4 separate regions of the Homo sapiens genome follow, and regions 1, 3 and 4 are each linked to region 2. The links are chromatin contacts, found by Hi-C or POLR2A ChIA-PET in ENCODE. All regions are on one chromosome and are shown on one strand. The core of a region is the stretch at or near the end of the contact, and the rest is flanking DNA. Distances in the headings are between cores, read along the strand shown.

Region 1 (5,943 bases), core at 1,244-3,743, 770 kb before region 2:
AAAACGGGGGCCCAGAGAGGCCAAGCAACTTGCTCAGGGCCACACAGCTGCTCAGTGGACAAGGGAGACTGGGAGCAGCTCTCCTGTGCCCTCTCTGGTTCCCTGCACTCATGGTCTCCCTGCCTGCCTTCCCTTGTGTTCGGAAGCCAGTTCTACGCTGTGCTTGCTCTGTGCGCCGGTTTGTCTTCTGTTTTGGTTTCTAGCCTGACACAGCTTTTGGATCTCACCCACTTGTGACTCCCTGCAGTCGTCTGTGTTTTGTGGACAATGAAAGGCTTTGCTCCACGTCCACTGATCGGCTGCTCCAGAAGGAAGCTTTGCAGCCTCCTCAGCTGCAGGCCCAGAGTCATGGCTCCCTCCAACCCATTGCCTGGCCCTGCTCAGCCCACTTGGATGGAGCTGAGTCCCCAGCCCGACTGGGTCCTGCTGGGGGCTGAGCTCGTGGGTGCGAGCCGTGTGGGGTAGGGAACCCCGCTGCTGTCTCCCACCTGGCTCTGCACTCCTGCAGCCCCAGTCCTGCCGTGACTGTCACAGGGATCTCCAGGCCTGGTCGGCGGCTCCCTGTTGTGCGAGCATGGTACTCGGAAACCGCCTTTTCTGCTGGTTTAGTCCGACTGAAGCTCCTTGCTGAGGGACTGCATTCCCTCTGCAAACCTATGGCCTTATGGGTCTTTCTGATGCTGCTGTTATCCCCTGCTCTGTCCGCAGTGCTGGTGAATTTCCCAGCCTGGGGCAGTTGGGGACAGGGTCCGAGTCTGACTTCTTTCTCTTTCCTGTGCAGCGGGTGTGGGAATGGGCGTGTGTCTCTTGAATGAGTATGGTGTTGGCTACAGATGGGCCGCTTTAGATCCTGGCTCTACCTCATCTTTCTGGGAGGTGGGGGGTAGTTGTTTACATTCTCTGAACCACCTCCTCTCTGTAGCAGGGGCCCAGTCCTATCACCTGCCCCAAAACATTGGTGTGAGGGCGACGTTAAGTGACTGAATGTGCACAGCGCAGCTGTTTGTGCTTGACGCGTGCTAGGTGGACCCTTAGGCACTGCCCTGGCCCCGTGAAGGCCCTGCAGGTCTGTGTCCCACCCTTGGTGGCTGTGCCCAGCTTTAGCATGCCACCTCATGGTCCTGCTCAGTGGCTCACCTGCTCACCCTGTGTCAGGTCCCAGCCTGGCGCAGGTGGCTGCCCCTGAATCTGGGCCTTGCGAGCCTGTTGCCTGGATGCCCAGGTTCCAGATGCTTCACCTTGGGAAACAAAAGAGCAGTTTTGGCACAGAGATCCCGCAGCCTACAGACTTAATTATGCCCCGTGGACGTGCTGAGCAAGAGTGAGAGGGTGACTGAGCCTGCAGAGGGCTCTGTGTGATGCCATGTGGCCCCCAGTTTCCTCACAGGGGAAAAGGAACAAGCTTCCGGCTCAGGGAATGGCTTCCCAGGAGCAGATGGTACTTTGAAAATCACCTCGTCAGGCTTCGAGCCTGCGTCCTGTGGTTGGGAGGGTGAGGGGCGTGTTGTTTCTGCTGCTGACCCCAGTTTCAGGGCAAATTTAACCTGTGGTCAGTGCAGGGTGGGGCTTTGGTCCCAGGCCCTGGGGCTGAGGCCCTGGAGAACCTGCCAGGCCTGGGCAGTCACTGCTGACGTCTGTGGCCAGAGTCTCCAAGCGCTGAGGGCCCCCTGGGGCCTGATTTATGGGGGTCTTTGGGGGACTTGTTCCAGCCTGGAAATGTGAGAGGGAAATCTCCCCACCCCAGTGGGGGTGCCCCCTGGTGCACAGCTGGGCAGTGGGCACCCCCGTGACTTGTCCGAGAGCACCGTTTCCCTCTGGTGTTACCCTTTAAAACTCACTTGAGGGAAGAGTGATTGGCTACATAGTTGAATTTGCTGAGCAGCGTTTGCAGAGGATGTAAACTGCCAGGTAGGCTGGCCCTGCTTACTGGTCTCTTCTTTGGGCTCACTGAGTGACTGAGTGGCTTTCGCTTTGATCAGAAATGTGAACAGGCCGGGCGCGGTGGCTCACGCCTGTAATCCTAGAACTTTGGGAGGCCGAGGCGGGCGGATCACCTGAGGTCAGGAGTTCGAGACCAGCCTGGCCAACATAGTGAAACCCCGTCTCTACTAAAAATACAAAAATTGGCCAGGCGTGGTGGTGGGCACCTGTAGTCCCAGCTGCTCGAGAGGCTGAGGCAGGAGAATTGCCTGAACCCAGGAGGCGGAGGTTGCAGTGAACCAAAATCACAACACTGCACTCCAGCCTGGGAGACAAAACTCCTTCTCAAAAAAAAAAAAAAAAAAGAAAAAAAAAGAAATGTGAGCAGTTGAAGATTTTAGAACTGATGTGGCTCTCAGAGAGTTGGGAGACATTTTAAGGCAAATGCAAAATGAAAACGTGTCTTTTGCTTAAGGCTGTGTCTTAAGCAGGGGCCTTGGGAAATGAAACGGGATCTTGCCGCTTCGCCTCCTGATTTCTGGAGCTGTTGACTTCTCAGCCTTTTTCTGTGACATGTGCAGCATCTGGACCTGATTTACGGGAGTCTTTGGGGGATTTGTTCCAGCCTGGAAATATGAGAGGGAAATCTCACTGCCCCAGGAGAGGAGTCAGTGCTTAGGGCAGCCTTCCCTGGGCCCCGGGGAGAGGGAGGGTCCAAGAAAAGGGCAGGAGAAAGTGCTTGGAGAAAAGCGGGCAGCTGGGGTGCAGTGCCTGGGCTCCACGGAGAGCCCTTTGTGACTTGCTTCTCCAGGTAGTGGAAAGCTGTAAATCTCATTCAACAAACCGTCTTCATTTTCCCACGTTCCCTTGAGCCCTTGTTTCTTGCAGGCCTAATTTGGATAGAGCAGGGGAATTTTGTTCTCTACTCACGTTACTGAATAGGGGACCCACCTGCGGTGGCGTATGCCATAAACGCCTCCCCGCCTCGCCGCCCCTGCCCTGTCTCCAGCTTATTGTTCATATCACTGTAGCATACGTTATAGTCATATTTCTTTTGTAACCTGAGCTGTGAGTTTCTGTTTTTTTCACACAATAAATAACACCACAGTGAATCTCTCTCTCTCTCTCTCTCTCTCTCTCTGTGTGTGTGTGTGTGTGTGTGTGTGTGTGTGTGTGGTTTTTTTTCTTCTTTTGAATTGTTCCCAGGAACCTTCCTTGATTCTCCACAAGAAACACTTCCCAGTCCTATGTGGTCCTGTTCCCACAAATTAACACATGTGAAGATCAGGTCTATCAGGGCTGCTCCTCAGTGCCCACTCTCTTGCCTCTTCATTATAAAGAATTTTTCCTGCTAATTTATATTACACAGCCCCGCTTTTTGCCTCTCACGATATATTTTTTAGATGTTAAAAAATTTTAATTCTAAAATAAGCCAAAACAGAAAAATGAAAACAAAAAAAGTAACAGATATCTTTGTTTCTACTGTGTAAGTTAAATAGGTGCTAACATTTTTCTCTATTTGCTTAAGATTCTTTTTTTAAGGAAATAAAATATTATAGACGTAGCTAAAGCTCACTCTATTTCTTCTCCATCCTACTCCCTCCAGAGGTATTTACTGTCACAAATAAGAAGTTGGTGTTTTGTGCAATTTGTATGTTTTTAATTTTTACCACATATGTATGCATAAAATATATATGTATTACTGCTTTGTATGTTTTCAGCAGTTATGTAAACAGTCTCATATATCCATTTGACATTTCATTGTGAGTATGAGATTTCATAGCCTTATGATTTTGAGATTTATCTTTGCTGATACATGGAAGTCTTGCCCTGTCATTTTAATTGCTGTGTAGTATTTTATTGTGGGTGGACCTCCGTTTACTCATTTGCCTTCTGAGAGATGGCCGGGTGGTTCCCCTGTTTTGTCACTCCCACTACTGTGAACACCCAGGCGAACAATGTGCTTGAGGCTCTCCAGGGTCACGCCTGGAAGGGGCTGCTGGGTCCTGGGGTGTGTGCATCTTCTGCTTTGCAGGACCCTGGTGAGCTCCCCTCCAGGTGGCTGTTCCCCTTCCCATTCCATGTTCTCTTGAGCACTTGGCGGAGACTCCCTTTTATTGGTGTGGGTCTTGCTGCCTTTGAGGCAGGAGGTAGTAGAGGCTTGGGGGCAACTTTGGAAATAGGATAGGAGGGAAACTTTGAGAGCAGACCTGCGTGGCTCCTTTGTGCCACCTCAGACTTCCTGGCTGTGCAGACACTGGGGCCAACCTTCCGAGAGCGTTCAGAGTCTCTGTGGAGGGTAGAGAGGAGGGTGCCTCCAGCTGCAGGCGGAGCAGCCCCTCACTGAAGTCTGGACCCGGTGCTCAGCGCAGCTTCACAGGCGTCTGTCCTGGCCTCACTCCCTTCATGGGCAGGTGCAGGGCTGTATGAGAAGGGCCGGGGGCCTGGCTTCTGGGCTGGCTCCTATAGGGACCTGCTGCCTAACCTGTGGATAGCCCCTTTCCACCTGGCTGGGCCCCGCCTTCCCTGTCAGAAACACATGGGGTCACATGAGTGATTTGGGTGACCGCTTGGCTCTACCCATATTGGTCATCCACTTGATTTTTGCAGTTAGCAAGTGGTCTCTGCTTTTCCTAACCATGGTCTGCTAGGCTTGAGCCTTGGGGAGCCAGCAGGTGGGGTGGAGGTGGGGGACCTGCCCGCGGGGCAGCAGGGGCCTCGTGCGAGGATGACTTGGCTGTCTCCTTCCTGCAGCTGTGCTCAGTGAGATGGTCTGTGCTTTCATGTAGCTTGAGGGAGTCCTCAGATCCCAGGGCCGTCTGGCCAGTGCACATTTATGCCGACAGAGGGAAGCCTAGGTTGGTCCTTGTGGGTCATTCACAAAAGCCAGAGGCAAACGAGTGCTGCTTTGAGATGAGCATTTTTAAGATCCATGTAACCCCGTCCAGTATTGCTGCTATCTGAAGCCATCATTCAGCCTGGGCATCTACTATGTGCCAGGTGCTGTCCTGGGAACTTGGGTGTATCAATGAACAGAAGAGACAGAACAGGTGAAAAGTCCCTGCCTTGTAGCGCTTACATCCTGGCAGGAAGAGGACTAGATGAGCTGTTAAAATGTCTCGTTTGCTGCCTGGGAGACAGTGAAGTAGGGGTTCATAAAAGGTTAGGTTTCATTTCTTTGTTCCATGAAAAGCAGATGAATAAATCATATAGTATGTTAGCAGGTGAGTACATTATACCGTGTGTCAGCAGGAGAAGAGGACCAGGAGTATGGGGGTGGTTGCAGTGTTTTTTTTTTTTTTTTGAGATGGAGTTGCACTCTTGCCGCCCAGGCTGGAGTGCAGTGGCGCGATCTCTGCTGACTGCAACCTCTGCCTCCTGGGTTCAAGTGATTCTCTGGCCTCAGCCTCCCAAGTAGCTAGAGTTATAGGCATGTGCCACCACGCCCAGCTAATTTTTGTATTTTTTAGTAGAGACGGGGTTTCACCACGTTGGCCAGGCTAGTCTCAAACTCCTGACCTCACGTGATCCATCCACCTCGGCCTCCGAAAGTTCTGGGATTACAGGTGTAAGCCAACACGCCCGGCCAGTTGCAGTTTTTAATTGGATGGGCAGGGAAGCTGTCACTAAAAGGTGACATTGAGTGAAGACCTGAAGGAAAGAAGGAGCTGGCTGGGCAGCCCTGGGGAGGAGCATCTGGGCAGCAGGTGTGAGGGGCTGCTGTGTCGGAGGCTCAGTGCAGTGTGGCCTGGGTGAGCACAGTGGACATCAGTGCCAGAGCTAGCAGGAGGAGGGCAGCTCCCAGCCTGCATCAGAGTGAGGATTCCAGCTTTGACTGGGTCAGAGGAGGAGGGCTCTGGCCTCCGTGTGGAGAGTAGAATGCTGGGGAGACCCTTAGGAGGCCATCACCCTGGCTCTGGGGAGAGAGGATGGTGCTTGGCCTGGGGAAGCTGTGGTGGTGGTGGGTGGTGGAGGGATTCTGGATCCATCAGGAAAGGGCCGCTACTAGGTTGGGATGTTGAG
Region 2 (6,011 bases), core at 191-2,690:
GGAAGCTAGTTGGAGGGAGCACTTCAGGAGGAGGTTGGCTTGATAATTTTGTTTTTAGGACTTGGAGAGGCCAACCTGTTTAAAGGCTGAGAGGAAGCAGCAAGGCAAGGAAGCCTGGGAGGTGGGGGAGGAAGATTTTAGGGCCAGACCCCACCCAGACCGTTTTCTTGTGGTTTGCCCAACACTACCACACACCCCTTAATCTCATTTAATCATTTCAACACCACGAGGTTTGAAACAAACGGTGAGGTATGAAACAAAACGGTGAGGCCAGGGATTGGGAAGAGAAAGCTGTGGTTCCATCTCGGTCCAGCGTGCTGTCCACGCCAAGAGGCGGGCAGAAATGCTAGCCTCACACAATCTAGGGGACCAGGGGTGGCTGTGGCGCCCTCCTGCCCGCAGGAGGTGTTATCAGTGTCGCGGACTCGGGCGGTGTGCTGCCCCTGGTGAGATGTCATCACGTGCGTGGACCAGGGGTGGCGGCCCTGGTAAGTGTCCAGGGACTAAGGGCTCCCTGCTCTCCAGGTGTGGTGGACGGGGTCCGCATGCATGCCGTCCTCTTCTCTAAGACGCTAAGGCGGCTGAGTTCTGTAAGTAGCGGCAAGAAGAACAGTCACGGAGCGGGCCGGGCACAAAGGGCGCAGGCCAGGTGGCCCCAGGCGGAAAGATGGCCGCAGCCAGAGGCTGCAGGTGGCCGGGCGCGCTCCCTGCGCGCGTCGCGGAGAGGACGCAGCGAAAATCAAACCCGCGATTTGGAAATCCGGCTGCGGCCCTACCCCGAGATAAGTCTTCTGCGGAGGGAAGTATTTAATTTGCATCCAGGACGGTCGGAAGAGGCGCCTTCCCGTCGGAGGCGAGGCGCGGGCGCGTGGGAGCTTTCTCGTGTGCGCTCCTCCCTGTCCTCCGCCTGCGGCCGGGGCGCAGAGTCCGTGGTCATATGAGAATGACAGTTTTTTGTCTGTTTGTTTTGGCGGGGGCGAGGGTGGCTAAAGGAATGAAAGAGCCTTGCATTAGGAGCTGGGCTCTGGTTTCCTCTCCACCATTCTAGCACAAGCTTCCTCCATGACCATGACTCTGGGCAACGTCTGTCTAGTCACTGAGCCTCAGTTTCCCTGTTCATAAAATGGGAGATTGGACTATGATGTTGTCATAGCCCAAAGGGGATGAAGTGGGATTTGCCGTTCCATTTCATCCCACCAGAAAAGCCGCCCTCCATTAGCCACCCCGGGCTGACACCCAGCGTTTTTGGACGGCCTCGCCTCCCCTTACCTGCCTCTTTCTTTCTTTTGCCCGTTCGAGGGTGGCAAAGGCGATGGGTGGGCGGGGCCTATAAATCGCCCCGCCCCTCCCCGCCCCTTCCCCGCCTCCTGACGTCGCCCGCGCCCCTCCGCCCTCCGCGCGGGGATGAAGCCACCACGTGACCTCACATCCGGCGCGGGAGTCCTGAGCCCGCGCGCGCTCCCCCGCCTGCCTGCCGGCTCTCCCCGCAGCGTGATCGGGCGCCGCCGCGGAGGGGAGGGGGGTTCTCTACGTCGCTGGCGGCGGGGGGGCCGTTTCGGAGTGCAGACCGCCCCCCTCCCCTGCCCACCTCCCGCCGCCCTCCCTTGTTCTCGCCCTGCCGGCTGCACGCCGCCGCCGCGGGCGCGGAGGAGGAGGAGAGCGCGGACGTCCCAGGGCCGGCCCGGCCCCGCCGCGGCGCCTCCTTCCCTCACCCTGAGCCGCAGCGCGCGGCGCCGGCCGAGGGCGATGGGGCTGGGCTGAGGCGAGGCGGCGGCGGCGACAGCGGCGGCCGGGTCCCCCGCGGTCCCTGGGGCTGGTCCGGCCGCGAGGGAGGCCGCGGAGGAGGCGGCGCGGCGGCGGCCAGTGAGCGGCCCCGGTGAGCGGGGCGAGGGGCGGGTGGGCAGCGGCGCCGGGGGAGGTCGAGGAGGCGAATGGTGGTGTCGGGGCGGCGGGTACCGGGCGAGGTCGCGGCCAGCCTTCTCGGGCCGGAGTTGGGCATCGCGGGGACGGGGAGTGTCGGGGGCAGGTGAGGCCAGGGCAGGAGCCCACGCGGTGGGTGCGAAGGCCTGGGGGGGACGCGCCGCCTGCCGGGGGCGAGCGTGGGGGCCGGGCGCTTGGTGGTTGGTAGTCAGAGCTTTCGGAAAGTCCTGTGGGAGGTGGAGGTCCTGTGGGCAGAGGCGTAGGGGTGCTGGCAGGGCCCTCGATGAGTCTGTGCGGGACCCTAGCTCGTCCTCAGCCGTGGAGTATGGAGCTGCTTGCCATCTCCGCATTTCACAGATAAAAGGAGTGAGTCCCGTGGAGGAAAAGTGACTTCTGACTTGCCTGAGGCCTCCCACTCGGACTCTGTGGCAGTGAGGACTAGAAAAACCCAGGGCCCTTTGCCCTAGCAGTGCTCTCGTGGCCACTCTCGCTATGGCCTTTCTGTCTCTCCATTCCCTTCACAGAGTCAGGTTCTGGTGGAAGTATGACCTCTGGCTTTTTTGGGGAGGTGAGGGGTAGGGATGAAGGGGGAGGGAATCGGGTTGGGATTGGCAGGAACTCAGCTGGGGGCTTCCCGGTGTGGAAGAAGCTTTGTGACAGGTGTTTATTGTTTCCTCTTCCCATAGATCTGACAGACATCCCTGAATCTTGGTGTTTGGACATAGGAGGTATGAATCACTCACATAATTAGCCGCTTTTAATCATCAGTGTCTTAGAGCTATATTTAGTGGTTATATTAGTGCAAAATGAATGGGTGTGGAGTCGTACACCTAGAAACAGACTTGTGTTCCTCTATACGATTCTAACTAAATGAGTAGAACATACCTGGGTATGTCATGGCTACTTTAGATCTATGAGGCAGGAAGTTAGAATTTAAGGAATCTAAGAAATGCAGGGACTTGAAAGATTATTGCAAAATAAAGCCTTTAAAAAGTATCGTTGTTAAAATGAAAGTGTTTCGATTTGATTCCTTTGAAGGGTGAGTACGTAATGAACAGTGCTCTATCTTTGGTTAGAGCTCAGCCTCTTTACCAAGGTACATGTATTAATTTTGTTTCACTGGAATATATGTGACATTATTTTCTCTAGAGGTTTGTTGCTTTGCTTAATAGACTACAGTTGCCAAAAATCAATGTGTGTGGGCATCTCATCCTGGTTTGCAACCCCTTTAAGGCAAATCAGTGCTTGGAAGTTGTTCGAAGTAGTAAACCTATTATTAATGATTGTTGTAGAACATAACTTTTGCTGGTATCTTTGATTTGCATTATCCTACCATTAGATCAGGCAGAGAGTGAAATAATTGAGATTTTGAGCCTTGTTAGAACAACAATGCCTGGCTTTGGTCAGGGGATTGGGTAGGAAAAGTGACACTATTTGGTTGCTTTAAATTTTTTTTTTTTTTTTTGAGATGGCATCTTGCTCTGTTGCCCAGGCTGGAGTGCAGTGGTGTGAACTCGGCTCACTGTAACTTCTGCCTCCTGGGTTTCAGCGATTCTCCTGTCGCAGCCTCCTAAGTAGCTGGGATTTCAGGTGTGTGCCACCACGCCCAGCTAATTTTTTGTATTTTTAGTAGAGACAGGGTTTCACCACGTTGGCCAGGCTGGTCGTGAACTACTGACTTCAGGTGATCTTCCTGCCTAGGCCTCCCAAAGTGCTGGTATTACAGGCGCTAGCCACCGAGCTTGGCGGTTGATACTTACATAGTTAGTTTAGGTCACCAAATATACAACACACAGAATCCGCTTTGGATAAACCACATTATCGAGCTCATTTTGAAATCCTATTTCTGTCTTCAAGATTTTCGAGATTATAAACCACTTTGTTGTCATTCACAAGTATAAAGTTCTTATTTCCAACATCACTGAGACTGAGAAAAAAGACAGAATAAAGATAAAGTTCCATAGGGCGTCCCCATCACTGCTTATTCTCACTGAGTTTGACCATTGAGTAGGTTGTATATCCATAGTAATATGATATAGTGCCTATGTCCTAAGATTACTATTTATCTTAGGAATAAAGCATATTCATATTCTAAAACCTCATATTCACAGTAGTTACAAAACCACCACGTTATACAAGCATAGTTTGATTCAATATATGGAATGGAAGAAGGAAAGAAACCATTATGTGCCAGGAAAAGTGCTCCTTTCTTTACATATGGTCTCAACTAATCCTCAACACTTTCAGGTAACAATATTCTTCTTTGTTAAAAAAAAAATTAAAGAAGTTAAGGAGCTTACAGTATAAGCGACTTTGAAGACAGACAGAAACCTAGCTCTGTGTTAATGTGCTTAACACAGAGGTTTCTGTCTCTGGGTTTATAAGGTTAGTTGTATGTGACTAGGCAACATAACATCTCTGAACCTCAGATTCTGGTGATAAATCAGATATGTCATCTTAATAGGTGTCACACACTAGATCACCTTCTTTTAGCACACAACTGTGAACTGTTTTGACTGTTTTCTTTGATAGGTGATAAGCTGCCAACTCCTATTCCATTTATCATCCATTCAAATATAGCTCAGTTTAACTCTTAGATATGTTGTACTCATCCTTTTCTCCCTTCTCTCTCCCTCCTTAGAATCACATTTCTTATTTTTTAAAGTTTTAAAAACATTTTTTAATACTGCTTCTTGCAGAACAGGGCTGCTCGATAGGCAGTGTGCCTGGAGTAGCCAGAAGAAATTAGAAATTAAATTTCTTCTTGGTGTTACCTCTGAATGTATTCTGAATATGCCATATCTCATCTGGATCCAAGAGGTAGCTGATGGGATTTAGCCTTGGTTTTGGAACATAGTTTTTGTGAAAATGAAGCTAATTGGCCTATGGAGAGAGTAAATCTGTAGTCGTCAAAACCATGTTGAGTTTTTTTGAGATAGGGTCTTGCTCTGTCTCCCAGGCTGGAGTGCAGTGGCTCTGTCATGGCTCACTGCAGCCTTGACCTTCTGGGCTCAAGCAGTCCTCCCACCTCAGCTTCCAGAGTAGCTGGGACCACAGGTGTGCACCATCACACCCAGCTAGTTTTTTTTTTTTTTGTAGAGGTGGGTTTTCACCGTGTTGCCCAGGCTGGTCTCAAACTCCTGAACTGAAGCAGTCTGCCTGCCTTGGCCTCCCAAAGTGTTAGGGTTACAGGCATTTATCACTGCACCCCGTCCTTTTTTCTTTTTTTTTCCCCCCAGAGAAAGAGTCTCGCTCTCTCACTCAGGCTAGAGTGTAGTGGCACGATCATGGCTCACTGCAGCCTTGAGTTCCTGGGCTCAGGCGACCTTCCTGCCTCAGCAACAAGGGTAGTTGGGACAACGGGTGTGTGCCATCATGTCTGGCTAATTTAAAAAAAAATTTTTTTTTTTTTTTTGAGACGGAGTCTTGTACTGTCATCCTGGCTGGAGTGCAGAGGCGCGATCTCCGCTCACTGCAACTTCCGCCTCCTGGGTTCAAGCGATTCTCCTGCCTCAGCTTTCCGAGTAGCTGGGATTACAGGTGCCCACCACCATGCCTGGCTAATTTTTTGTATCTTTAGTAGAGACTGGGTTTCACCATGTTGACCAGTCTGATCTTGAACTCCTGACCTTGTGATCCGCCTGCCTCGGCCTTCCAGACTGCTGGGATTACAGGCGTGAGCCACCACGCCCGGCCTTTAAAATTTTTTTGTAGAGATGAGTATCTCGGTTTGTTGCCCAGGCTTGTCTCAGAACTCCTGGCCTCAAGTGATCCTCCTGCCTCAGCCTCCCAAAGTGTAGGAATTACAGACATGAGCCACCTTGCCCAGCCAAAACCATGTTCTAATTAACCACTTAAGTTCAAATAGCATGCAAGAAGCAAGGAAATTGTTAGGTTCTCGTTTGAGTTTTGTTGAACATCATATTTTGAGAGTAGAGAAGTAAGAGAGGCTCAGATTTCTGGCACATAATTTTAATTAAGATTTAGGTTTAAAAAAATGAAAAAGTTCTGGGCTCAAATTAATCTGGAGAAAAGTAGATATTTGTAAGGTAGAAGAAGGTCCACAGTTAATCAGTTATCACTAGATAACT
Region 3 (5,697 bases), core at 2,403-4,902, 610 kb before region 2:
GGCATTAATTCTATTCACAATGTTGTACAACCATCACCACCGTTTCTCGTATATGTGCATCACCCCAAACAGAAACCCTGTACCCATTCAATAATAACTTCCCATTTCCTGCCTCTCCCCAGCTCTAACCTGCCTGTGAGCGTGCCTGTTCTTGGTATTTCCTGTGTGTGGAATCATGCACATTTGTCTCCTCCGCCACTCTCTGCTGCCCCTAGGCCCAGAAGCACACTGTTCCCCTCCCGACCCGCCCCACTGCTGGGACTGTGGGACTCTGTGGGTCCTTCCTTATTCACCACCACAGTACCTTCCATGAGCCTTTCTCGGTTCCCCTCCACCAGTCTCATCTTTTCTTTGTCCAGACATTTGGTTTGAAGCGTCTTTCCTGCCCAGCCTGACTTCTTTGTGTGTGCGTGGTGGGGGGGTGGGGGCATTTGTGTGAGGGTCTTTTCTCCACTCACACTCCCCCGGAGAATCAGAAGCAGTTGTGTGGTCCCAGCGGAGGTGCTCAGGGCTGGGTTTTATCTTGGCGACTGTTCACAGGGTGCTCGCCATGCACTGAGAGGCAGCCGAGGACAGTCTTATCAGTGGGGGCTCCAGGCCAGGCTGCCTGGGTTTAAATCCAGACCTCACCACTTACTAGCTGGGGGGCTTTGACTCAATTCCTTAACCCTTGTAAGCCTCAGTTTCCTTGTCTATAAAGTGGGGATCATGATAATAACAACCTCATAAGTTTATGAAAGCTGAATGAGGTCACAGATATAAACACAACAGTGCTTGCATGTGGTGGCACGTGGTGCTAGCTACGTGTTGATACGCATTTGCTGCTGTTGTAACCCACACGTGGTGCTAGATACGTGTTGATACGCATTTGCCATTGCTGTAACCCGCGTCACAAAGTTTAGTGAGGATGAAATCATTGATATAAATTGTTTAAAAGGTGACTGGCATTTAGTAAATGTCAGCTACAGTATATCTCTCTGTCTGTCTGTCTGTGTATGTATTCTTATGTCAAAACCAACTCAGCACTGAGCCTGCTTCCAAGAACTGTCTCCAACTTAAAGTTGCCAGCAGTCTGGTTGAGGGGACTGGGCCACACCAGCAGCAGATTAAAAATGAACCGGCCTATATGTCTTGTTCCTTTCTTCAAGACAACAGGGACATGGGAAGTCCCAGCAGAGGGACGCCAGGGGAGCCCGTCTGAGGGGTCTGCTGGGCGGGAATCAGAACAGCCTGCCTTTGCCCAGCGCTCAGCGCAGCCTGACCATTTTCACCCCTGTTGTTTTTCTTATTAAATTGGGAAACAAATTATACAAATTTGAACTATTTCTAACCTCCAGCAAAAGGTAGTCACATTCTATCTCAATTTGGAAGACTGAGTGGGCATTACTGTTGACGTGAGTACCTACAGTTTCAGTCAAGATTCTCATTTTTTTAAACCCATGGAAGAAAATTATCCTCTATGGAAACCAAGCTTTACAAAGCTTGTCTCTATGTTCTGATTTTAATTGCCAGTTGAAAGGAAAGCTCAGCCTTGCTTGTTAAATAACTGTGTAAATATTACCAGGGCACTGAGAAGGCCTGAGGAGGAGAAGGAATGGTTTCCTTGCACATCTGTGCCTGAGAAATGAAGACTCAGACTCACTTCTGAAGAAACGAGTTCAACTTCAGATGGGAGGTTGAACTCCATTTTCCCGAAGGCCGAGGAAATGTATGCGTGTGTGTGTGTGTATCGTGTGTGTTTGTCAGCATGTGCGTCTGTTACGTACACGTGTGCGTATGTGCATGTGTATTATGTAAGTGCACATGGGCATGGTCGTGTATATATACGTGTGTGTGTTGGGGACGCACTGGGAACAGAGCATGGTGTCTGCGTCACATGTTGTTTCTCCGCACCTGGAGGCCTCTGAGTGCTGTGTCTGCGCCACTGTCACCAGCCTCCCCGTCTGGCCACACAGATCCTCCTGCTGTGCATGGGCTGCAGCCATGCTAGAGGGACCCTCCAATCTCCCCTAGGTGGCCCCAGGCTTAGCAGGTACTCTATAAAAGTATGTTGAGACAGTGTACTTTTCTGCTTAAGGTCAAAGGGCTTTGCTTTTGTCTGTGTGTGGAGAGCCGTGGCGGCTGGGAGAAGGCTGGGTGGGTGTCCATAAACGCGTGCTAAGGATGGAGCCATCCATCAACCTTATTTCTCCTCTTGCCTTTGCTTAGACCATAGCGTGGACACTGCTATATATTACATATTGAATTGGGTTCCCGGAGCCTCTGGCCTCTCCCCGGAAACAAGTAAGACCTTCTCTGAAGCTGCTTGAGTTCCTGTGGGCTGGAAACAGGGCAGGGAAAGAGAGGTTTGCTAACTGGTTCCTTCCCAGCCAGATGTGGTTAACGTGGCCTCTGAAAGCACCTTACTCATCCCTGTTGAGCTGCTGACCTGCAGCTCCACATGTACCCACTCTGATTCACTGAGACTCACTCCCCCTCCAGTGAAGGCTGCCCCACCCGCAGATCAGGGGACCGCACGTGTTAGGGCCTTACCTAGGGTTCCCTGGCCACTGCCGCCTGCAGGCCCTCGCTTTGTTGTGGCTCTTCCCAAGAGTCATCAGGCGCTGTTGCTCACGCATAAGCACACAGGTGACAAAGTCCCCTGAAGAATTGCCCACCAGTGTGACCTGAACGACCCCTTTCCCCAACACCACACATGAGCACTCAAACTGGATGTGGAGGCCCGGCTGTAAGAGTGCCCATCTGCAAGGCTCAGCTCTAGGAGCTGTCCCCCTGCCTTCCCTGACCATATGGGGCACAGGTTCTGTGCTGGCCCCAGTCCCAGATGGTGGAAGGCAAGGAAGGAGAACCCACATCACCCACCTGCCGTGCACCGGGGGGTTCGCGTATGACTTTGTTTAATGCCCTGGCAGAGTCTTCTGAGGCATTACACTCACCACCGCCACAGGGAGAAGACTGGAGCAAGAGGAAGAGAATTTGCATTTGCGAGTGCACGCTGCGTTCCCGCGACAGCCAGACACTGCATTACCTCATGCAGCCCTCACGGCAGTCTCATGAGATGTAATGCTTAGTTCTGGTGGAGCTGGGGCCAGAACACACTTTCCCTGACTCAGAGTCCTCACTCTTACCTCCACCTTCTCACTACTCAAAAGTGTGGCCTGCAGACCAGTAGCGTTGGTATCACCTGGGGGCTTGTCAGCGATGCGGAATCCCAGTCTGCATTTTAACCAGATCCCGGACACACATTTCCCCCGCACAGTAAGGTCTGGGAAGCACTGCCCTGCATCTAGTAACTCTTATGTGAGAGAACCCTGGGAGGGGAGGTGGAGGCCAGTGGGGTTAGCTGAGAAAACCTTCTGGAGGGCCAGTGGCAGAGCTGAGCCACAGAACAGGTGCGTGGTGGAGCAGAGGCAGCATTTGCTAATCAGAATGGCATCTGCGATGCCTTCGCAGGCTGTGTGGAGAGGGGAAGGTGCGGCCTTGTGGCCCCTTGTCTGTGTGGAAGGGCAGGCGACTCTGTGGGGGAAGGGTGGCGTGGAGACGGGAAGCGTGATTACCCACACAGGCCTCGAGCACCCGCATCCAGGGACCACGGCCGCCAGGAGGGGCTGGACTCTCTCAGGAGAAGCGTGCGTCTGGGAATCCCCGCTGAGGGGGCTTGTGAATGTGGGATCGAAGCGCTTAGATCTTGGCTTCCGGAGGTCTCCGCGGGTGTCCAGCTTTGTACAGGGTGTGGGGATGAGTCTGCCGACCGGACTCCCATGTCAGCTTTGTGTCTGGACAGAACAAGGGGCGAGGAAGCCTGGTCGGGCCACTCTGGGCCTGCATGCGTGTGGGCAGGTGTCTGTTGGTCTTGGGCAAAGGGCGAGGTGACACTGAGGGCGTGAGGGAGGAGGCCCCAAGAGAGCAGGGAAGCGTGGAAGATGCCAGCTGGCCTGGGGGCGTGGATGTGGGTTTCAGCAGAGTGCAGACAGGCAGTGGGGCGTGGGGCCTCCTTGGGGCCTCGCTGGGCTGTGTCGGGTGCTTGCTTTCTTTTCTCCTTTGCCTCCTTCCAAGGTGCGTCCACAGCCAGCGTTTCTTTATGCTTTTCCCTCAGTCTGAGACCTAGGAACAGGAGAGGCCAGTGCTGTGAATTTCATGTTTCATGGCCTCCCCAGCAAGCCAGCCCACGAAATTCCACACAGGGAGGAGGAAGAGGAGGAGGAGGAGGAGGAGCTGCCACTGTCCCCGAGGGGAGCAGCTGACACTCTCCCCTTGACTGCACCAGGCCTTGGGGGTATGGCGCCTCCACGGACGTGGGCTGGGGGAGGATAGGCTCCTAATTAGTTTGGATGCGCTTGGAGTCAGGGCACCTTTTCCCCAGTGGGCAGTTCTGCACCCTGAACAGCTGTGGGGAGAAGGGCAGCGGGAGGACGGCCAGATAATTCCAGAAGAAAGGCTCCAGGAGTGGCAGCAGAACTGCTGTTATTTTCGGAGGAGTCTAATTACTTTCCCCAGGTAATGGCTTGAAGTAGCATCTAATTTTATTTATTTATTTATTTATTTATTTTTATTTTTTTATTATACTTTAAGTTCTAGGGTACATGTGCACATTGTGCAGGTTAGTTACATATGTATACATGTGCCATGCTGGTGCGCTGCACCCACTAACTCGTCATCTAGCATTAGGTATATCCCCCAATGCTATCCCTCCCCCCTCCCACCACCCCACAACAGTCCCCAGAGTGTGATATTCCCCTTCCTGTGTCCATGTGATCTCACTGTTCAATTCCCACCTATGAGTGAGAATATGCGGTGTTTGGTTTTTTGTACTTGCGATAGTTTACTGAGAATGATGATTTCCAATTTCATCCATGTCCCTACAAAGGACAGTAACTCATCATTTTTTATGGCTGCATAGTATTCCATGGTGTATATGTGCCACATTTTCTTAATCCAGTCTATCATTGTTGGACATTTGGGTTGGTTCCAAGTCTTTGCTATTGTGAATAATGCCACAATAAACATACGTGTGCATGTGTCTTTATAGCAGCATGATTTATAGTCCTTTGGGTATATACCCAGTAATGGGATGGCTGGGTCAAATGGTATTTCCAGTTCTAGATCCCTGAGGAATCGCCACACTGACTTCCACAATGGTTGAACTAGTTTACAGTCCCACCAACAGTGTAAAAGTGTTCCTATTTCTCCACATCCTCTCCAGCACCTGTTGTTTCCTGACTTTTTAATGATTGCCATTCTAACTGGTGTGAGATGGTATCTCACTGTGGTTTTGATTTGCATTTCTCTGATGGCCAGTGATGATGAGCATTTTTTCATGTGGTTTTTGGCTGCATAAATGTCTTCTTTTGAGAAGTATCTGTTCATGTCCTTCGCCCACTTTTTGATGGGGTTGTTTGTTTTTTTCTTGTAAATTTGTTTGAGTTCATTGTAGATTCTGGATATTAGCCCTCTGTCGGATGAGTTGGTTGCGAAAATTTTCTCCCATTCTGTAGGTTGCCTGTTCACTCTGATGGTAGTTTCTTTTGCTGTGCAGAAGCTCTTTAGTTTAATTAGATCCCATTTGTCAATTTTGTCTTTTGTTGCCATTGCTTTTGGTGTTTTAGACATGAAGTCCTTGCCCATGCCTATGTCCTGAATGGTAATGCCTAGGTTTTCTTCTAGGGTTTTTATGGTTTTAGGTCTAACGTTTAAGTC
Region 4 (6,359 bases), core at 187-2,686, 630 kb before region 2:
CCCTGGGAGCATGGGGGTGCTCACGGAGGAGGCAGCAGCAGGCTAGGTGTGGCCCACAGGCCACCCAGCTATATAATCTTAGCTCCAACACACGTCACACACCCTCACACTCTCCTGCCTGTGAGCCCCAGGGAGGTAGGGGAACACCACGAGCCTGATTTGCAGGTGAGGGTTTGGGGGAGTAAGCCCTAGGAACCCTGACTGTCTGGGAACAGGGCGGGGGCTGGCCTGACATGCAGGAGCTGTGCCAGCCAGGCCGCACACCCTCTCCGTGCTCTTCCAGCTTCTCAGGTGCCGTGAGCTTGCCTTGTCTTCCCCTCCGGGACCCCGCAGAGTCGGTGCTCAGTGACGGAGCCACGGAGAAGGGAAATCCTGACTCTGAATCCTGAATGAAATGGGTTTCACTCTCAGAGTTACTAAGCACTTTTCATGGAGCCATCCGAGGAGAACACTGCAGGGATAATAGCAATGCTAACGATAGTCATGGGAATACAGGGGTGTTTCTGTTGCTACAGCTGAACAGGAATAATAATGTTAGTTAATGTTATTGGGGTGCACCCTGTGCCAGGCACTGTGCTCAATGCTTGCTTTATATGGAGTGTCACTGAATCCTCACGGCAATGCTGTAAGGTCAATATGAATATTACTCCCATTTTCCAGATGAGAAAACTGAGGCACAGATGGTTTACACATGGTTCAAGGCCAGCCTCAGAGCCAGGATGTGGTGGAGCCAGGATTCCATGCCCAGCCTGAAGCTCTTTACCAGGCTTTCCTTCTCTGTGGCCATGGGGGCTGGGGCGGGGGGGGCATCTGAGCAGCAGAGGGCAGTGGTGGGGTTGGGAGGGGCACCCCCAGGAGGATGGGGCAGCTACTGTGTCAGAGTGGGTGGGGGTGAGGCCTTTGCTGGACGCCCAGGCTCTGCCCTCCTTTGAGTAGATCATCTTGTCCGTGGAACCTGGATAGAGGCCTTAGGCTGAAGACAGAGGAGAAATCTAAGCTTTTTGTTTTCAGAGAGAAAAGAGACAGCATGTGAGTTTTGAGTGGAATCTGATCCTAGAGACAGGCAGCCGGTACCCCAGTCACGAGCAGGAATCCTGCGGGCCCAGTGGGAACTTCCCATCCCAAGGGAATGCAGGGACAGGCTGCTCCCCCCGCCCCGCCCAGCCCCTGACCTCCCCCTGCCTTCCCTGCTTCAGCCACAAACCCCTTGACCTTGTTGTTTCAACTGCAGAACAGGCTCCCCAGCTATTGTTCTTGGAGATGATTCTGTGATCTTAGGACCTTTGAGAAAAGAACAAACAGCTAGGAAAACACAGGGTGGTTAAAAGATGTTTGTGATGTTTGTGCCGTATGGAACAAAAGAGGCATTCGGGAGACTCAGCATTGTTCTGCGGAGTGAGGACGAAACAGCCCTCGGAGGCCTCCTCTCATCTGGGGGCATCCAGCTCATTGTCGTGGAATGTAGCTCCAGCCATCGCTTCATTGTCAGGCCATATACTCTGTGCGGGGCCCGGGCTAGGAGTGTGTTTACACTTGATTCACTTGGAATCCTCTCCTGGTTTCTGATCCATTCTTTCTGTCTTCTTGTTGGGAAAAGTGGCTCATGTTATCACCCAGTCACTCATTTCATAGCAGCTACCCAGGTCCCTTACTGGATACCCTTCATCGCCTGTCCTCAGCAGGACCAATAAAGTCATATTTATACAGCAATCTAAGGTCACATAGTCATTTTATGTGATTTCCCTTATTGGATTTTTATATCAGCTTCACTATATATGTTATTTCCTTTTTTTTTTTTTTTTTTGTTTGAGATGGAGTCTCGCTGTGTCTCCCAGGCTGGAGTGCAATGGCGCAATCTCGGCTCACTGCAACCTCCACCTCCCAGGTTCAAGTGATTCTCCTGCCCTAGCCTCCCGAGTAGCTGGGATTACAGGCGCGTGCCACCACACCCAGCTAATTTTTTTTTTTTTGTATTTTTAGTAGAGACAGGGTTTCACCATGCTGGCCAGGCTGGTCTTAAACTCCTGACCTCGTGATCCACCCGCCCTGGCTTCCCAGAGTGCCGGGATTACAGGCATGAGCCACCGCGCCTGGGCTTATTTCCATTTTTTCAAAGACAAAACTGAGGCTCAAAGCAGAGAGGTGACCTGCCTGCTGATGTACAGCTAATGACAGAGCCCCAGAGGAACGCAGTGCTCTTAGAACCCCACTGAAGATTCCTCCTTCAGGGAACTACGTTTCGAAAGTTTACTACGTCACCTCCTTCGGGAATTCTGAAACATTGTGTACTCGTATCTTTACCCGTGAAAGCTGTTTCTGGGATTGGCGCTGTCAACTCCAGGCCCAGGTCTCTCTAATTCTGGGTTGGTAGGTTTTGCATTAATGAGATTTAACTCACCATGGTTCATTTCTCCCTTTGCAGTCCCTTGTGTATGCCCCTGGGGCATAGGTGCCTGTGGCAAGTCTGTGAAGGCTGCATTCTCCCCCAGCTTGGAATGCCCAGTGCCCCTGCTGCAGCCCACAGCCCTTCAGAAGGTGATTGCAAGGAAGCCAAGCCTAACCTCATCTTCCGTTCCTTCTGCCATGTCCACACCTGGCGTCACCTGTGCAGCCTTTCCTGCATGAGTCATGGCCAGGCAAGCTCGGTGACATGCACTGGGAGCCCGGTGTGGAAGCTGGGAGGCAGTCATTGTGTAGTCACGCTAGTGGTGGCCACGGGCCATGGGGCTCCTAAGGAAATTAGAAGGACCTTTGGAACTGCCTTCCTCCCCACCCTGCTCTGTATCTCCTTCAGAGTTTTTCTGATAGGGGTAGTGCTGACTTGTTCCTTGGGAAGGCTTGGAGATTTGGGGTCTTCGCCTGCATCTTATCAAAATCCCTGTGTCTCACTGGAGGAGTAAGAACCTGACCTGCCATCAGGAAATGCCTTAGATGAGTGCTCAGCACCGGTGGCAGGACTGGGGATGTTTAGTTAAGATAAGAGAAAGCCCAGGGGGGCATTATCTCTGTCTTCATATGGGACAGGAAATGTACTTGTTCCTTGTGGCTCTAGGGGGCAGGACGTGGAGCAGAGAGCAGAAGCGTTAAGGGGTGAAATTCAGCATCATGTGAGAAAGAACTCACTAAAAAGTCATTTTCAAAAAGTAGAACATGCTGCCCTGAGCAGAGTGAATTTCTTCTTCCTGGAAATTTCCAAGTGTTATTCCGACGGGGAGGCTGTGGCCCAGGGGCCCAGGAATGGGAACTCCAGTGCTGAGTGGCACTGAGATGGCCACTGACCTTTACACTTATTGGCATGTAATTAGTCCCCTCCACAGTGTCCTGTAGTGACAGCTACCCACAAGAGCTGAGCTCCGGGCAGGCACCACAGAGGGAAAGAGGGCCAGGGACCCCTCATTCTTATTGTTTCCCTGGATGTGTGCATGCATGTGTGCGTGAGAGAGGGGGGTGCATGGAGTTTTTCCCTTTGTTTCCACGCTACCCCGACCCCTACTCCACACCAAATAACTCATTTAATAACTTGGAATCCTCCCATATGTTTATCTGTGCTTATAAAAGTCATAGACACTTATGACACACATCAACACATAGATACATGTACAAGTTTTTAAAAATTGTTTTATAAAAATGAGATCATATGAATCAAATTTACTGCATGTTGCTTTTCTTGCTCATCAGTACTTCATAGAAAAATCCCTCAAGTTCACTGGTATGCCTCTCTTATTTCATTCTGCTAATGTAGTCCATAGGATGGATGGCCCACATCTGATTCAACATTCTTACTTTGATGGCATTCATTTTATCTCTAGTTTTTTCACTTATAAATAATGCTTCCACAAACATTCTCATTTGTACATATGGACGCGTGTGTGTATGTGTCCTTCCGAGCTAGTGCTTTTATTTCCCAGGCATAGATTCCCAAGAGTAGGAGTGCTGAGCTGAAGGGGATGTGTGTGTGTGTGTGTGTGTGTGTGTGTATACACTATATATATATAGGATGTTTCCAGATTGTTTTCCCAATAAACTACAGCAATTCTCACTTCCATTAATAGTACATGAAGGCACCTGTTTCCACATCCCCGTAGCATCAGTTGTGATTTCCTTGTTTGTGCTGGCTGGGCTGATGGGTGGGCAGTAACACTTCATTGTTACTTTGTTTCATTTCTCTGACCCCTGGTGTGCCTGAGCATTATTGTATAGGATTATCTGCCATCTGGATTGCTCTTCCCCCAATCACCTGTGGGACCTTTGCCTGTTTTGCTCCCGAGGTTCCAGAAAGGAGAACAAGGCTTTCTGGGTCAGGCAGGCAAGCAAGTGTGTTTCCGTCTCAGCCTTTACCTGGTCCTGGAGATGGTCAGCCCTCAATGACTTACCTTCCCTTTCCCTTCTGCACAGTTTTTAGAGTCCCCAGAAATGGGAAATTAAATCTTATTCTCCCAAGCGTCCCAGGGTAAGGGTGAGGGAGAGAGCAGGAAATAGAGTTGCAAGCCGGTGAGAGCTGATAAGTTGTCCTGTGGATTGGTTCTACTGTCTCTCTCTTGTGTTTCCTGGGCCAAGTTCCCTCCCTTCTTGCTGATGTGCACTTGGCAGTGCACCTGTAAATAGTTTGGATCTTGACTGATGTTTCTGAAGCTTCAAGTCTCACTACTCAAAGTGTAGTTCATGGACCAGAAACAGAATCTCAGACCCCACCCCAGACCTACTGACTCAGAATCTACATTTTAACGAGATCCCCAGATAATTCACAGAAACATTAAAATTGGAGAAGCATTGGCTTAAAGCATTCTGGTTAGAATTTGTGAGGGGAAACAGACACGCTTAGAACTTACTTGCCCAGAAATGTTGCTGCAGTTGAGAATGTTTTAGATGTGTCAGTAGATCCAGCATGGTGCAGATTCCACCGCTCGTGGTGGCATGCCTTCTTTCTCTTGCTCTTGAGATCTCATAGTGCATGTCACCTACCAGAACACAGCGCCCCTCTGCCTTGGGTGACAGGAAAGCTCAACACACCCCAATCCAGCTGCTTCTCCCTGTCGCTGAGTCTTATAGGCCCATCAAGTCCACGTAAACAACCTGTTTTAGATAGCCCGACTCCGTTTGTGGCAAATAGTGCATGCTTCAGCTGCCTGACTTGAGTTTCCTGCCATCTCCTGAGCGGCCCAGCTCCTTATCACTGTCCCTGTCACCTGTCCTCGGTCTTTGTCTCCTGAGCCTGAGGACAGCCTCAGCGCCTCCAGTTTTCATACAGAGCTGCCCCCATCAGACCCTCTCGCCCTCTGACAAAGCACTGTTAGTTACTCTCTAGATAACCGAGGTCCGGTCCTGGCCTGCACCTGCCGCCCTCCTTCCTCCACCTCGGACGTGAACACCTCAGCTCAAAGGTGAGAGCGCACACGGTGTGCTGCCGGAGCCAGACGAGGGGGTTACTGCTCCGCACCAGATGAAGGGAGTCGTCCTGTAAATAGCTGTGCTTTCCAAACCACTTCCACTGTGGCTCCTGAGGCCTTCACGCGTGCTCGGTTTGCCAGGCAGGGTTTATCAACCAGGGATCGCGTAGGAAGCAGAAACCACTCCAGGTGGTGTAAGCAGAAGGAGTTTCTTGTTGGAATTAGGTGCTTACAACATTGTTGGAGGGGCTCAAGGGGCAGGTTTCCGGCTGGGCCTTTTGAAGGACTCCTGGCTAGTTCAGAAGCAGCTGTTGCCAGCCCACAGCCATTCCTGGACTCTCTAGGAGGCTGAAGGATGAACAGTCTAAGTTGAGGTCTGAGGATTATGGAGTTTGGACAGAAATCACCACCACTGCCCTGCTTTTCTGGTACTCAGGAAGCGGCAGCACGACCTGGGTTCAAGGTGACTGGGACCGTCTAACCAGCAGTGACAGCCAGAAGCCACATTCTCACCGGGCACGTCTCATGTGAGCACACTAGTTCCCGAGTCGCAGCACCTGATTCACGTCCCGAGCTCTCGCCGTTTGGGCATCTGGGAAGCTTAGTTTCCCTCGTTCCAACCTCTCAATAGGAGGAGGATCAACGGGAGGTTTGGGAGGAGCCAACTGTGCAACCTCAGCTAGGTACGATTTTGACGAGTGGAACGGGTGGGGCCTGCGGCATTCACACTCCCAAGCTCAGCCTCCACCCAGGAGTGACTGCGCCCAGGCCGACCCCGGTGTCTTCCCACACTTGGCGTTAGCACCTTCTGCAGGTGGCAGCCTCCTTGCACCGGCAGGGAGACCACTGAGCGGCTTCACTCCTCCCTGGTTTTCTAAGCCTGTAAGACTGCTACCTTCCTGCGTGCTCCAAAAGCGATTGCTTTTTCACTTAGTTTCGTCTGATTGACGAAAGCTTGTCACAAGCTTGACA

The links. Hi-C counts contacts between places; a loop is a spot of excess contacts on that map. ChIA-PET counts read pairs that join two places held with the same protein, here RNA polymerase II (POLR2A). Pooled maps may share reads with other maps.
Region 1: a map of ovary shows a loop between it and region 2 (4-fold over the local background). The contact joins the enhancer-like site here to the promoter of ATP13A3 in region 2. A Hi-C loop is called at or near these places in 9 of 168 maps with a recorded cell type or tissue (B cell, CD4-positive, alpha-beta T cell, CD4-positive, alpha-beta memory T cell and 5 more), 15 of 37 single-sample maps with no recorded cell type and 23 of 50 pooled maps. POLR2A ChIA-PET finds 5 or more read pairs at or near these places in 1 of 52 experiments (activated T-cell).
Region 3: a pooled map shows a loop between it and region 2 (3-fold over the local background). The contact joins the promoter of XXYLT1-AS1 here to the promoter of ATP13A3 in region 2. A Hi-C loop is called at or near these places in 3 of 168 maps with a recorded cell type or tissue (CD14-positive monocyte, dorsolateral prefrontal cortex and naive thymus-derived CD4-positive, alpha-beta T cell), 3 of 37 single-sample maps with no recorded cell type and 12 of 50 pooled maps. POLR2A ChIA-PET finds 5 or more read pairs at or near these places in 1 of 52 experiments (activated T-cell).
Region 4: a map with no recorded cell type shows a loop between it and region 2 (3-fold over the local background). The contact joins the enhancer-like site here to the promoter of ATP13A3 in region 2. A Hi-C loop is called at or near these places in 3 of 37 single-sample maps with no recorded cell type and 4 of 50 pooled maps. POLR2A ChIA-PET finds 5 or more read pairs at or near these places in 1 of 52 experiments (PC-9).

What each region holds. Positions count from the first base shown.
Region 1 is chr3:195,249,846-195,255,788 of GRCh38, reverse strand. The region is part of intron 1 of XXYLT1 (xyloside xylosyltransferase 1); the gene reads left to right. Among named protein-coding and RNA genes, the nearest start is that of XXYLT1, 18 kb to the left of the region's middle. RefSeq lists enhancers at 1,448-2,235, 3,025-3,074 and a silencer at 3,894-3,943. Within about 2 kb of position 2,493, at least 7 of the 41 ENCODE cell types and tissues checked have a DNase peak (open chromatin) inside an H3K27ac peak, as active enhancers do.
Region 2 is chr3:194,482,431-194,488,441 of GRCh38, reverse strand. ATP13A3 (ATPase 13A3) reads left to right here and starts at 1,440. Exons shown (of 34, transcript NM_001367549.1): 1 at 1,440-1,876; 2 at 2,607-2,648. ATP13A3-DT (ATP13A3 divergent transcript) reads right to left here and starts at 1,302. Exons shown (of 2, transcript NR_033929.1): 1 at 1,270-1,302; 2 at 1-986. RefSeq lists an enhancer at 421-640 and silencers at 1,311-1,970, 2,001-2,050, 2,141-2,200.
Region 3 is chr3:195,092,543-195,098,239 of GRCh38, reverse strand. It overlaps XXYLT1-AS1 (XXYLT1 antisense RNA 1), which reads right to left and starts at 3,652. Exons shown (of 4, transcript NR_104188.1): 1 at 3,562-3,652; 2 at 2,863-2,955; 3 at 2,533-2,641; 4 at 2,183-2,320. All of the region lies in intron 3 of XXYLT1 (xyloside xylosyltransferase 1), which reads left to right. RefSeq lists enhancers at 2,068-3,267, 3,732-3,781, 3,852-4,021, 4,142-4,211.
Region 4 is chr3:195,114,733-195,121,091 of GRCh38, reverse strand. All of the region lies in intron 3 of XXYLT1 (xyloside xylosyltransferase 1), which reads left to right. Among named protein-coding and RNA genes, the nearest start is that of MIR3137, 17 kb to the left of the region's middle. RefSeq lists enhancers at 2,915-2,974, 2,708-3,248, 3,249-3,791. Within about 2 kb of position 1,436, at least 8 of the 41 ENCODE cell types and tissues checked have a DNase peak (open chromatin) inside an H3K27ac peak, as active enhancers do; they include PC-9, where a contact is called at or near this core.